Regions from separate parts of the Homo sapiens genome. Here region 1 is linked to region 2. A link is an interaction called in ENCODE POLR2A ChIA-PET data of the cell type or tissue named here. Cell type or tissue: OCI-LY7. All regions are shown on one strand. Links, peaks and the distances in the headings refer to the core of each region. The heading gives the core; the rest is flanking DNA.

Evidence for each region. Peaks named below come from ENCODE experiments on the same cell type or tissue, not always from the same donor. Only the 100,000 strongest peaks of a DNase experiment are listed, where the experiment ranks them.
Region 1: POLR2A ChIA-PET joins it to region 2 with 5 read pairs; 7 of 35 experiments call an interaction of 5 or more read pairs at or near these places.

Annotation. Positions count from the first base shown.
Region 1 is chr17:31,871,671-31,878,608 of GRCh38, forward strand. UTP6 (UTP6 small subunit processome component) reads right to left here. Exons shown (of 19, transcript NM_018428.3): 13 at 6,580-6,657; 14 at 3,564-3,743; 15 at 2,003-2,083; 16 at 1,708-1,817. Among named protein-coding and RNA genes, the nearest start is that of COPRS, 16 kb to the left of the region's middle. In OCI-LY7, for the core only: no CTCF peak of the experiment used is centred there; no DNase peak of the experiment used is centred there.
Region 2 is chr17:31,532,370-31,539,307 of GRCh38, forward strand. RAB11FIP4 (RAB11 family interacting protein 4) reads left to right here. Exons shown (of 15, transcript NM_032932.6): 15 at 1-5,842. MIR4724 (microRNA 4724) reads left to right here and starts at 2,514; the gene lies at 2,514-2,602. RefSeq lists enhancers at 3,142-3,441, 6,021-6,090. In OCI-LY7, for the core only: CTCF peaks have their summits at 1,426, 1,626 and 3,414; DNase peaks (open chromatin) are centred at 1,442 and 3,512; H3K4me3 peaks cover 1,514 bases; H3K27ac peaks cover 3,220 bases.

The DNA.
Region 1 (6,938 bases), core at 1,121-5,120, 340 kb after region 2:
ATTGCTTGGGCCCAGGAGTTCAAGACCAGCCTGGGCAACACAGTGAAACCCCATCTCTACTAAAAATAAAAAATTACCTGGGTGTGGTGGCACACACCTGTAGTCCCAGCTACTTGGGAAGCTAACGCACAAGAATCACTTGAACCAGGAAGGCAGAGTTTGCAGTGAGCCAAGATGGCGCCATTACACTCAGCCTGGGCAACAGAGCAAGACTCTGTCTCAAAGAAAAAAAAAATATTTAGGCCGGGCACAGTGGCTCACACCTGTAATCCCAACACTTAGGGAGGCCGAGGCGGGCAGGTCACCAGAGGTCAGGAGTTCGAGACCAGCCTAGCCAACATGGCAAAAACCCTTATCTACTAAAAATATAAAAAATTAGCCGGGCGTCGTGGCACATGCCTGTAATCCCAGCTACTCAGGAGGCTGAGGCAGGAGAATCGCTTGAACCCGGGAGGCAGAAGTTGCAGTGAGCCGAGACTGTACCACTGCACTCCAGCCTGGGCAACACAGTGAGACTCCATCTCAAAAAAAAAAAGAAATTTTTTTTAAATCATAAATAAAATTACAGTTATACTATAATCTCAACTACATAAAAACAAATTTTAAAATTATGTGTTAACAGTAATTTTTCCTTCGATGATGTAATAAATTATCATGGTTATGTTTTCCCCCACCACAATGAACTGCTTTTATTGTTCAAAAAAAAGAAAAAGAAGGCCAGGCATGGTGGCTTACACTTATAATCCTAGCACTTTGGGAGGCTGAGGCAGGAGGACTGCTTGAGCCCAGGAGTTTGAGACCAGGCTGAACAATGTTGTGAGACTCAGTCTCTACCAAAAAAAAAAAATGTTTTAAGTTAGCTGGACATGGTGGTACATGCCTGTAGACCCAGACATTTGGGAGGCTGAGGTGGGCGGACTGCTTGAGCCCAGAAGGTCAAGGCTTCGGTGAACCATGATTGTGCCACTACACTCTAACCTAGGTGACAGAGCGAGAACCTGTCTCAAAAAAGAAAAGGAAACATTACTTTTTGAAAAAGTTCACTGGAGGCCAAATGCACTGGCTCATGCCTGTAATCCCAGCACTTTGAGAGGCCAAGACAAGCAAATCACTTGAGATCAGCAGTTCGAGACCAGCCTGGCCAACATGATGAAACCGTCTCTACTAAATTACAAAATTAGCCGGGCGTGGTGTCACACATCTGTAATCCCAGCTATTCAGGAGGCTAAGGCGGGAGAATCACTGTCTCAAAAAAACAAAAAAAAAACAAAAAAAAAGGAAAATGAAACAGTGTATTGGGTCAGGTGTGGTGCCTCATGCCTGTAATCCCTGCACTTTGGGAGGCTGAGGTGGGCAGATCACCTGAGGTTAGGAGTTTGAGACCAGCCTGGCCAACATGGTGAAACCTTGTCTTTAAAATCTAAAATTTAAAAATTAGCCAGGCGTGGTGGCAGGTGCCTGTAATCCTAGCTACTCGGGAAGCCGAGGCAGGAGAATCACTTGAACGCAGGAGGCGGAGATTGCAGTGAGCAGAGATTGTGCCACTGCACTCCAGCCTGGGCAACAGAGCAAGACTCCATCTTAAAAAAAAAGAAAAAGTGTATCAGATTACTCCCTCAGATGCTATCTGTGATTCAAATAATCTGGGTATGAGCGGCTGAGCATGGGGTAGAGGGACTAGTAACAACTATGAACGTCTGTGAGTACCTTTTAAACACAGCTCTGGCCTTTTTGTAGCCACCACTTCGATAAGCCCAATCCAGGTACTTATTCTTCAGGGTTACTGAGTCGGCACCTATGACAGCTAAGAGAGCTTTCTACAATTTAAAAGAAAAAAGAAAGAAGCTATGTGAGAAAACTTATAGATACCAAAACAGATTTTCCCAGAACCACCTGAGGCCACTCCATAGTGCTTTAGGCGCACCTGCAACACTAGAGCTGACCAACCAGGGAACCTTCTGCCATTCCCCACACCACAAGACTTGGAACACGGAGCCTATACCTTAAAGACTGCCTCAGTGTCTTCTTGGCTTTTGGCACCTTCACTCCACTCTGCCCAGGAAATCCACAATGGCAGACAAACCTACTCCCAGTTTAAAAAATGTTAGTTAGAGAACAGCATATAACAAAACATCGCATGTACCCTATAAATATGTAAAATATTATGTATCAATTTTTTTATGCTATAAAATGACAGTTTAGTCCTATGCTCTGAAAACTAGTTAAAAAGGCAGGTTCCTCCTAAGATAATCAACATGTAAAATAGGGATTCATTCCCAAACAGTCCTCATTGTGACAGAATTCTCATTGCCCAGCAGGAATGGCACTCCAGAACACAGCCAGCCTTCTGACCAAGTCACTCAGAGCAACACTCTTCTGTGAATTTTAGTTCCTTTCTATTGGGAAATATTTCATGTAGTTATCATCAATCATCTTTTAGTTAAGTAAGTAATTAACAGCCCACACAGTTAGACCCACAGCTACCCAGGTCATGTCTCTGCTGTCTAAGACCCACAACACAAGAACTAATTAATCTAGGCTGAACTATCTGATCTTCATTCATGTCCCAGAGGTACGTACAAATGAGCAGCAAAAGCGAGGCATGGTGGCGCACATTTGCAATCCCAGCACTTTAAAGACGGAGGCAGGCGGATCACTTGAGGCCAGGAGTTCAAGACCAGCCTGGCCAACATGGCAAAACCCTGTCTCTACTAAAAATACAAAAATTAGCTGGGCATGGTGGTGGGCACTTCTTATCCCAGCTACTTGGGAGGCTGAGACAGGAGAATCGCTTGAACCTGGGAGGTGGAGGTTGCAGTGAGCCAAGTTTGCACCACTGCACTCCAGCCTGGGCAACAGAACAAGACTTCATCTCAAAAAAAAGGAAAAACCACCAAATGAGCAGTAGTTTTTTTCCTACTTTATCTTCTGGAATACGTTTTACCTACTAATATAAAAAATTCACTGCAAAGTGAATCTGGCCATACACCGTGGCTCACGCCTGTAATCTCAGCACTTTGGGAGGCCAAGGCGGGCAGATCACTTGAGGCTAGGAGTTCCAGACCAGCCTGGCCAACATGGAGATATCCTGTCTCTACTAAAATAGAAAATATTAGTCAGGTGTGATGGCATGCGCCTGTAGTCCCAGCTACTCGGGAGGCTGAGGCAGGAGAATTGCCTGAACCCGGGAGGCAGAGATTGCAGTGAGCTGAGATCACGCCACTGCACTCCAGCCTGGACAACAGAGCGAGACTCCATCTTAAAAAAAAAAAAAAAAAAGGTTGGGCTTATATTCAGCAAGTGACATTAATATTCTACTGGTATTTCTAACTTTATAAGATATCTAAATAGAATAGGAAGTTTTATTTAATTTGGTTAACTTTCAAATAAAGGATATTAAATAGAAGCAAATTCTTCTACTCTTAACCTATGAACCATCACCACTGAATAGCAAATGCCACTCTAGAGTTGGCTCTCAATAGACAAGTACATTCCAAATGAGCCTTGGCTAGTCTTAAAAGGTTTCCCAAATATAATGAATACAAAAGATCCAGCTCACTGACCTGGGGTTTCAGGTGCACAAAGGCTTCTTCAAAAAGCATGGCTATGTCAGGGCTCTTTGACTCGATCAGCACCTGCAGCTTCAGCTGCCACATTGTCCCAGAGTCTCTAAACAATTCAGTTCCAGCTACTGCCACTTCCAGAGCTTCCCTCAGGAAGTTATAACACAGCAACGAAACACTCTAGACAAGATGAAGGATGACTGGAAAATTAATTACTGAAACCCAAACAATCTATGTAAATGTAAACCTATGCCTCATTTGAGGCAAGAATTTCACCAACCTTTCCACTACAATTTAAAATAAAAAAGAGGCCAGGTGTGGTGGCTCACACCTGTAACCCCAGCACTTTGGGAGGCCCAGGCGGGCACATCACGAGCTCAGGAGATCAAGACCATCCCGGCCAACATGGTGAAACCCCGTCTCTACTAAAAACACAAAAATTAGCTGGGTGTGGTGGTATGCATCTGTAATCCCAGCTACTCGGAAGGCTGAGGCAGAAGAATCGCTTGAATCCAGGAGGTGGAGATTGCAGTGAGCTGAGATCACACCACTGCACTCCAACCTCGGCGACAGAGCAACTCTATCTCAAAAAAAAAAAAAAAAAAGAAAAGAAATGAGCTATGTGATAACTTATAGGTATCAAAACAAATTTTCCATGGCTGTTAAACAGGCACGAAGTGAACAATTTAGAATTTCTCCTATTTTCACTGCTCCTACCCATGAGGGTTATCCAAAAACAGGGAAGACGTAAAAACCAGAGAACCTAAAGAATTTAGACTGTAAGTTAGGTTTTTTTGTTTTTCTTTTTCTTTTTTTTGGAGACAGAGTTTTGCTCTGTAACCCAGCCTGGAGTACAGTGGCGCAATGATCTCGGCTCACTGCAACCTCCAACTCCTGGGTTCAAGCAATTCTCCTCCCTCAGCCTCCCGAGTAGCTGGGACGACAGGCGCCCATCGCCACGCCTGGTTAATTTTTTGTATTTTAGTAGAAATGGGGTTTCACCATGTTGGCCAGGCTGGTCTTAAACTCCTGACCTCAGATGATCCACCCACCTCGGCCTCCCAAAGTGCTGGGATTACAGGCGTGAGCCACCATGCCCAGCATATAAGTTTTTAATAAAACAGTTCACAGCCAGGCATGGTGGCTCACGCCTGTAATCCCAGCACTTTGGGAGGCTGAGGCAGGCAGATCACCTAAGGTCGGGAGTTCAAGACCAGCCTGACCAACATGGAGAAACCCTGTCACTACTAAAAATACAAAATTAGCCAGGCGTGGTGGTGCATGCTTGTAATTCCGGCTACTCGGGAGGCTGAGTCAGGAGAATTGCTTGAACCCAGGAGGCGGAGGTTGAGGTGAGCCAAGATCATGCCATTGCACTCCAGCCTGGGCAACAAGAGCGAAACTCCGTCTCAAAAAAATAATAAATAAATAAAAACAAAACAGTTCACTATGCCAGAACACATGCTCACCAAACAGAGGATGAAAATTAACAAATAGGCTGCGCTCAGTGGCTCACGCCTGTAATCCCAGCACTTTGGGAGGCCAAGGCAGGCAGATCACCTGAGGTCAAGAGCTCAAGACCAGCTTAGCCAACATGGTGAAACCTTGTTTCTACTAAAAATACAAAAATTAGCTAGGTGTGTTGGTGCACGCCTGTAATCCCAGCTACTCGGGAGGATGAGTTGGGAGAATCACTTAAACCTGGGAGGAGGAAGTTGCAGTGGGCCAAGATCATGCCACTACACTCCAGGCTGGGTGACAGAGCAAGACTCTGTCTCCAAAAAAATTTTAAAAATCAATAAACAAAAATCAATCCACAAAATCAGTATTTGTGGAGTGTCAAGGAAACAGGTATATTCAAACAGAGTTGGACATAACATAAACTAAAGCAAATTTTTCTGAAATTCAATTTGACAGTTTGTAGCAAGAGTCATGAAAGTGCTCAACGCTTCAATTTGGGACTTCTACATTAACAAATATGGTCCAAAAAATACATGAATGAAAGGAAATTTTACCTGTTCAAAATGCTTATACCTACATTATTTGAAAAAGAGAAAAAACCTAAAAACAATCCAATTGTACAAATTTGTGAAAAATTAAATGACAGTATATAATCAGTACATTCAGCAAGCATTTTTATTGCACACTATATGTGCTAGATTCAATAGTGAACAAATCAGATGCATTCCCTACCACCCATAGAGCCTCCAGTCTAAGAGACAAAACGGTTTGATATGTTTCTTCCGACAGAAGATGAATCATCTAGGCTGGGCACAGTGGCTCACGCCTGAAAGACCAAGTTAGAAAGCCAGGCACGGCCAGGAGCAGTGGATCATGCCTGTAATCTCAGCACTTTGGGAGGCTGAGGCAGTCAGATCGCTTGAGGTCAGGAGCTCAAGACCAGCCTGGCCAACATAGTGAAACTCTGTCCCTACTAAAAATACAAAAATTTGGCCAGGCATGATGGCTCATGCCTTAGTCCCAGCACTTTGGGAGGCCGAGGCAGGGGGATCACTTGAGGTCAGAAGTTAGAGACCAGCCCAGCCAAGATGGTGAAATCCCGTCTCTACCAAAAATACAAAAATTAGCTGGGCGTGGTGGCATGCACCTGTGATCCCAGCTACTTGGGAGGCTAAGGCACAAGAATCACTTGAACCCAAGAGGCAGAGGATGCAGTGAGCTGAGATCGCGCCACTGTGCTCCAGCCTGGGCAACAGAGTGAAACTCCGTCTCAAAAAAAAAAAAAAAAAAGGAATGGGTGGACAAACAAAATAAACCCAAATCATGACTCTTGTTCTAAGTGCTTTTCACTGTATAATACTCCTCCCTTTGCTAGTACAGATTTCATTTTTTGCATAGGCCAAATACTGGGAAACACATATAAACACACTTCACATACCGAACTCCCAAGTGGCCTTCATCTTAAGACTATATATATTTAAAACATGACTCTGGCACAAAACAACTGGAATAAGGTATTTGTAACTGGCACAGAATATTTTCTCTATGTTCTTACCAACTGCTTGTATTGGCATTCTGACAGAAGCTTCAGTTCATGTGCCTTCCTGAATACAGTCATGGTTCTTTCCAACCTCTGAAAACAGAAAAATCCCTCAGTTCATTACAAAGATCCCAGCAGGGGCCTCTGGCCTCTGACATGAACAAAAGCAGTTTTGCGCATTTCTTAAAATTCAAAGAAGCTGACTTGCTCCTGCATGGTGGTTTCACTTATGAATAGATGCAATGGGCAGCTGCACCGAACAGAGCCCAGTTACACGAGAGCCCCTCCTAACCTGGCGGCAAACCAGACTCAGACCTTTAGAATGTCACGTCACCCACAAGGAGAGAGAGAGTGGCTAAACATAAAAGTTCTCA
Region 2 (6,938 bases), core at 1,171-5,170:
AGCAGCTAGTGCGGGGCATCCTCATCCTGTACCTATAGAGTTCGTGCACTCCCCCATCCATGCTACCTACCTCCCCGTTTCTGTTTCAGTTTTAAGACAATGAAGCAGCATTCACTGCGTCATTGTAACATGAAGGGATAAAAATGAAGGAGAAGGAGGGTTTGGGATGGGTGTCTAAGGCAGGAGTTGACATCGGGCAACCAAAGAAATGAGTTTTGGGGAGGAACACAACTCCCATCCCAGTCAGTTTCCTTCCCATGGCTGCATCTTAAGATGGATGCACGGAGAAACCGTCTGCCTGGCTCCCTGTCTTCATTCTCCACGCAGCCTGGTGATGGCAGGCCTGGGTTTGGATTTCAGAATCCTAGCTCCGGGCTCCACTCGTGTGGCAGCAAGACTGCTTCGTTCCAGCGTTTAGAAACACACCTGTATTTGATTCTCAGCCAGGGGAGCACTCGCTGCACTGGTGGGAGGCGGTTGGGAAAGTTGCAGGAAAACCTTAGTCTTCCATCCTTCTGACCCATGGTGGAAATTCACACCATGGATTTTTAATGGATCTTTGTTCTAGGCAGCTGGGAATAGACATGGTACTTACCTTAGAGTTTTCCAATTTATCTCAATTTTATATGGCTTGTGATTCATTTTCTTAATCCAAATATATATAAACGTGTGTGGTCTTATTCTTCCCCCTGCAGTTTCTTGCTTTCTTCAGCACATCTTATAGTATGAGAAGGAAGGTTTGGGCATGTTGGGAAGGGCGGTGGAGGGGGAGTTGCAGAAAGAGAGGGCAGTGAGGGTGAGGAGAGGGGATCTGGGGACTTGGGTGTGACACCTGCTTGACAGAGGCAGGGCTGTGGCCAGGACCAACCTTCAATTCCATTCCAATCAGCCTTTGCATTTGTTGGATCTCGTGGCTTCTTTTTAATCTTTTGTTGGGGATTAGTTTCATGCTGCACATAATGGGGTTGCACTGGTCTGACCCAGGACTTTGGAGCCACCCACACTGGGAAGACTAGGCTAGGCAGTCGGTCTTCTAGGAGTTTCTCAGCCCCTTAGGACGCGGGTCTCCTTGGGCTCCCCCAAGGGTTCTGCGAAGAGGCAGTGGAAGAAGGCATGAGGAGAGGGTCTCTTGAGAATTTGCCAATAGGAAGGAGTGGCCACGGCTGAAAGGAACAAGACAGATCCTGACATAGCTTTGGCCTGGGTGTTAGGTCAGAAGGAGTACTGGTGCGTGGGGGCCTTACCCCAGGGTTGAGTATTTTATCTGTAAAATGTTATCTGCCCTTTGGCTGCATTGGAATTTCAGAGAAGGCTGCAGAGGCCTGGGTTACACAGCCTGAGTCACAACGTGGGAAGGAATCTCTGCCACGGGAAAGGTGGGCGGAAGCAGCTGGCAGCCTGGGGCGTGCTTCAGGCTCCTCCCTCTAAGGGGCGCCATGGGAACAGGCTCCGGAGGGAGCCGGCGTCTGAAAGGCCCCCGGGACCTGCTGCAGTGCCAGAGGGGCCTCTGGAGCAGGCCTGGCTTTTAAATGGGGGGCTGAATTCCAGCTCACACACACCTCAAGTCCAACCTTACTTTCTTCAGCCAGAATACATTTCTTGTAAAACCTGGCTTGTTGCTTGGCTTTTAAAGATGGTGTATGTTTGTAAAAATATTCTTCTGGGCTCAAAAGCTAGCTTGAGGGGGCAGATGCCCCAGGTGTCCCAGCTCCACAGCCCCTGGCAGATCCCAGACCCCTTGGTGGCAGGTCCCAGAGCCTAGGTGGTAGGAGCTTGATCTTTGTTTCTGCCCTTACCCCTCAGTAGTGGGGCTGCGAGGTAGTAGACAGGATGCCCAGTTAAGTTTGAATTTCAGATAGAAAATAATTTTAGAATAAATATGTTCTATCTAATACATGGGACAGATGTTATTTTTAGAGATAGGATCTTGCTCTGTTGCCCAGGCTGGAGTGTAGTGGTATGATCATAGCTCACCACAACCTTGAACTCCCAGGCTCAAGCGATCCTCCCGCCTTAACTGCCTGAGTAGCTGGGACTACAGGCATGCACCACCACGCCCAGCTAATTTTTCTTATTTTTTGTAGAGACAGGGTCTCACTGTGTTGCCTCACTCGAGCTGCTGACCTCAAGTGATCCTCCCACCTCAGCCTGCCAAAGCACTGGGATTACAGGCATGAGCCACCATGCCTGGCCAGGACATATTTGAAATGGGGAGATTTTAAAAATTCTGATGATTAGACTGAATCCTCAGACGTTCTGGTTTGATTGTTGTGGGTGTAGCCCAGGCATGGGATTTTTTAAAGAGCTGCTCAGGTAATTCCAATTTAATTGCGTGTCCTACTTGGGTTTTTTGTTTGTTTTTATTGTTTTTGCTAAACCTGGCAACCCTACCGAGTAGGGATTAGCAGTAACTTATCTGAAATTTAGAGGTGTTTTGGGGGTGGGGCGAGGGTTTCTGTAGTAGACTCAGATTTTACATGGCCCTGAGCTGCCCTTGCGTTCAGTTGGAAGCCACGCAAAATGAACTGAACCAGGAGTGAGCTTCGTGTACATTATCTATTAGAAAATGAAGTACCTTCTGGTTCAGCTAGTCCCTGTGCGTTGAGAGGCTTTAAGAAACTTCTAGTAAAAATGTTTTTTTCTTTTAGCTTTGAATTGGCCAGAGTTTATCCTAGATTATTTTATTTTAAATTGGTAGAATTCTTTGCGAACTGTCACAGAGAAATTCCTTTTCATGACTTTATTTCTGACCTATTAAAACATGAACAGGCCAGGCATGGTGGCTCACGCCTGTAATCCTAGCACTTGGGAGGCAGTGGCAGGCGGATCACTTGAGCTCAGGAGTCCTAAACCAGCCTGGGCAACATAGTGATACCTTGTCTCTACCAAAAGTTAAAAAAAAAAAAAAAAAAGCTCAAGAACCTGCACGAGGGCCTAAAACAGTGGGCTCAGCTTTGGCTGTGCATTGGAATCACCTGGGGAGATTTGTAAGCTTCTGCTGTCTGGGCTGAACCCCCAGAGGTTCGGATTGAATTGGTGTGGGGTGTGGTCCAGGCATCGAGATGTGTAAAGACCTCCCCAGGTGATGATATGCAGTCCGAGGTTGAGACTGCCCTGTCCTGCAAGGTCGTTGGCCAGAGGTAGAGGAAACTGGTCAAAGTGGCTGTTGGGCTTGTCAAGCCCGTGGCTGAATGACAGTGAGCTCTCTTGCTGGGAGGGTTCCTTTTCCTGTTGTTGAATGGTCCTGGCCTGCAGGATGGGAGGCCAGATGCCTTCAGGAGCTGGTGGATCCAGCTGTTCTCACCAGCCTGGAGGTTAGCAGACCAGAGTGGGTGGGCAGGACCTTGGCCTGGTGCCCCTGGAATCAGTGGGTGGCATGTGTTGGGATATACTGGCTACAGGCTCATCTCAAAGAGCAGGTAGAACAGAGTCAGCAGGGAACTGACAGGTGGGGCTGTCCCCCTGAAAGCAGCCGCAGAAACAGCTGCCACCTATTTGCATAGCTGAGCAGGAGGACATACTGTCTTTGTGGGTTTTGCTTCTGGTCTGTTTCCTGACTGGGTTGATAAAGGGAGTCCCAGCTCGTTCCCTGTTAGCCAAACCAGCATCCTACTCACACACCGGACACTCCAGGTGCTAGTCCACTGGTGCTGGTGTTCAGGGGAGTTGGGGGGGGGGGGCGCGGGGACAGAAGCGCGGGTTCTTGGTTCCAATGAGGGACTTAGCAGAAGCCTCCAGGGGCCAGCAGGGCCAGGTGAAACTGGGAGAAATGAAGCCCTCTGTGTCCTGTGTGTGTGGTGGGGTTTAATGCATTAGCAAATTTAAACTTAAAAACTAACTCTAGGCCGGGCACGGTGGCTCACACCTGTAATCCCAGCACTTTGGGAGGCCAAGGCAGGTGGATTGCCTGAGCTCAGGAGTTCGAGACCAGCCTGGACAACATGGTGAAACTCTTGTCTTTATTTTTTTAAAAAAACAAAAAGTAACTTTCGATGTGATCATACCAGGAAAGTTTTGCGTGGTCACCATGCCAAGAAAATGACTTTGGTTGCCCAGCAGATCCACAGCGACTCTTTCTCAAGGGCTACTGTGGATTCTAGATTGAGGAAAGGGGCCACTTAGGACTCAGTGCTGGTATCCTCCACAGTCCTTTCTCCCAGACTCTGGCCCTCCCTTTGGGACCCAGGAAATCCCCTCTAGGGTGACGCTGCTGGCTAGGAAGACTGAGGTCTGCTGCGCCAAGGGGCCTCAAGTTAGAAGGGCCATGCCGTCAGTGGATGACTTTGAGCGCTGATCCTAGGGACCTGCCAGGTCCTCACTTCCTGCCCTGGGTGCACACATGAATGGGGCAGCCAGCAGGAAGCGGGAGAGGCTGGAACCAGGAGCCTGCCCTACCTGCATGGCAGGACAACTCTGAGGCCCTTCTGCCATATTCTCTGCTACCCACCAGAGAAAATAGGCTGCCTTCTAGAAAGATTTGTTTCTAAAAGCGTAGACCCTGGGGAAGTATAATGTCACCATGCTCACCAGGCGAGGTTTCCCATATGACCTCCCTGCCCCGACCTCGTAGGTTGCTCCTTTCCCCATCTGTAAGGTAGAGATGTCTGCCCCGGAGCTACCAGCTGGGGATGGCATCCAGGCCATGTCTCCTGCAGGATCCAAGTGCTGTTGTCCCCAGGGTGACCCTGCCTCCTGCTGGGGCCCATCCGCTTTGCTGTGCTGCACAGGCTGTTTTCATCTGCATGGTTTGGGGTCTTTGTCCTTGTGCCTTTTCTTCCCCATCGCCACTGTACAGGATTTTCCACATTGCCCACTGCCTCCTTTTCTACATCGTCTCATCTCCCTGGCCTTTCCCGAGCCCTGTAAATGTGTACTTTTTCAACGTGCCTCCCCCAGGTGAGGCCAGCTCTCCCGGGCACATTCGTCCACAAGGATCAGGCCCCACTTACCCTTGGCTCGCTCAGCCTGTAGACTTGGTAACTTTGTACAGAATCTTTCATTATTGTCTTAAGCATGGGGGGCTAGGACCCACTTAGTCCCTCCTCCAGCCTGCAGCTAATTTAGGAGCCTTGCATTCCAGAAAAGGGCAACTTTGTGTAAAGCAGCTTCTCCCACAGAGCTTTCCCTGCATTGTTAGTGATGTCGGGCAAAGCATCACTCTTTAACCTGGGGCATTGGCCCCAGCAGGGATATCATGGGACCGCAGCCGCTCCGTGCACTGTCTCTGCCCCCAGAGGAAGCCCTGTCCATGGTTCCTGGTGCACGGCCACAGGCCTGCCTTGAGGCCACCACATCTGGTGTCTAGAACAGCTGCGGGCCCCACTTGGGCAGAAGGAAGAGGTGCTAGCTGCTGCCCCTGCCTGCTGTGAACACCTGCCCAGCCCTTCCTTGTCTGCTGAGGTGCTCAGACCAGAGTGCCATTAAATACCAACTGATGTCACGGAGCGGACGGTGCATTGCCAAGGACTCACAGCTGTGGGCTCCCTTCCAGCTCCTCCCACTTTCTTGGCTGGGTCTTCTGAGGCCTACGTGGAATGAACTACACATGTGGCCTCATGCCCAAGGGTTTGTTAGATGGCCTCTGACTCTGTGGGATTCAACTTGACTTTTTTGCCCCAGGAGGCTCTGTCTGGAAACAGGCTTAGCTTTAGTGCTGGGGTGGGACCTGCCCTGTGGGCCCCAGGGAGGGGACAGTGGGGGTGAGGCCCTGAGGCTGTCCAGGGTCTGAGCTCTTTGCCTCCAACCTGCTTCTGCCCCAAAAGGAACAGGCTGTTGGTGGCAGGCTCCTCCCGGGGAGCTGTACTGTACAGACCAAGGTGTAAATAAACAGTTTGCTCTTCTCGCCTGACTGAACCATGAGTTTCTGTGGTTGGGGGAGGGTGGGCAGAAGAGGCCTGGTTCCAGGGCTCACAGGGACAGATGGTCTCCCTTAAAAAGAGCAACCCCCCTGCCCCCCACCAAGTTTGTGGTTCCCAGGGTGGCTGGTGCTGTCCCCCAGGGGCAGGGTGGAGTGGGGCGGTGTCACTCTTCAGTCCCTAGGGGAGAAGACGTGGATCCCAGAAGCCTCTTTAATGCCACCATTCCAGCCACAGGGCTATGATGTTTGGAAACTTTGTCCTTTGTGTGGCTATGTTCTTTCCCACTGAGGTCTTCCTAGGGGTCCAGTGGGGTCCCAGTGCCATGCTCCCTCCATGTCCGCCGCTGTGGCTCCCCAGGGTGACGGCCCAATGCCTCCATTCAGGACTGGCTTCAGACCTGCCAGTGCTTGTCTCTGCCACACCATCAAGTACCAAGGTGGTCCCCAGTTGAGTCAACCAGACCCCTGGATTTCTGCCTTCTGTCTGCTCCTTCCTCTATTACAGGATTCCAGGCATGGAAGTGGCTTCACAGGTGGCCCCGGCCCTCCACCTCCCAGTGCAGGCCCTGGTGCCATGAGTCCTCCAGGGAGGGCAGACAGTTCCTCACTCACTGGACTTAGCCTCCTGGCTCAGGAGACGTCACCTCCAAATCCTGGGAGTGCTGTGTCCTCTTGGATCTTTATTGCCTCTTTCCTCTTTTTTTTTTTTTTTTTTAAAGATGGAGTCTTGCTCTACTGCCCAGGCTGGAGTGCAGTCGCACAATCTCGGTTCACTGCAACCTCCCCCTCCTGGGTTCAAGCAATTCTCCTGTCTCAGCCTCCCAAGTAGCTGGGATTACAGGCACCCAACACCACACCTGGCTATTTTTTGTATTTTTAGTAGAGACGGGGTTTCACCATGTTGGCCAGGCTGGTCTTGAACTCTTGAGCTCAAGTGATCCACCCACCTTGGACTCCCAAAGTGCTGGGATTATAGGCGTGAGCCACCGCACCTGGCCAGTTCCCTCCTTCCTCCTAATATTCCTTCTTTCCTTCCCAACTTAGGCTGCCAGATTTGGCTAGTAAGAATACAGGATGCCCA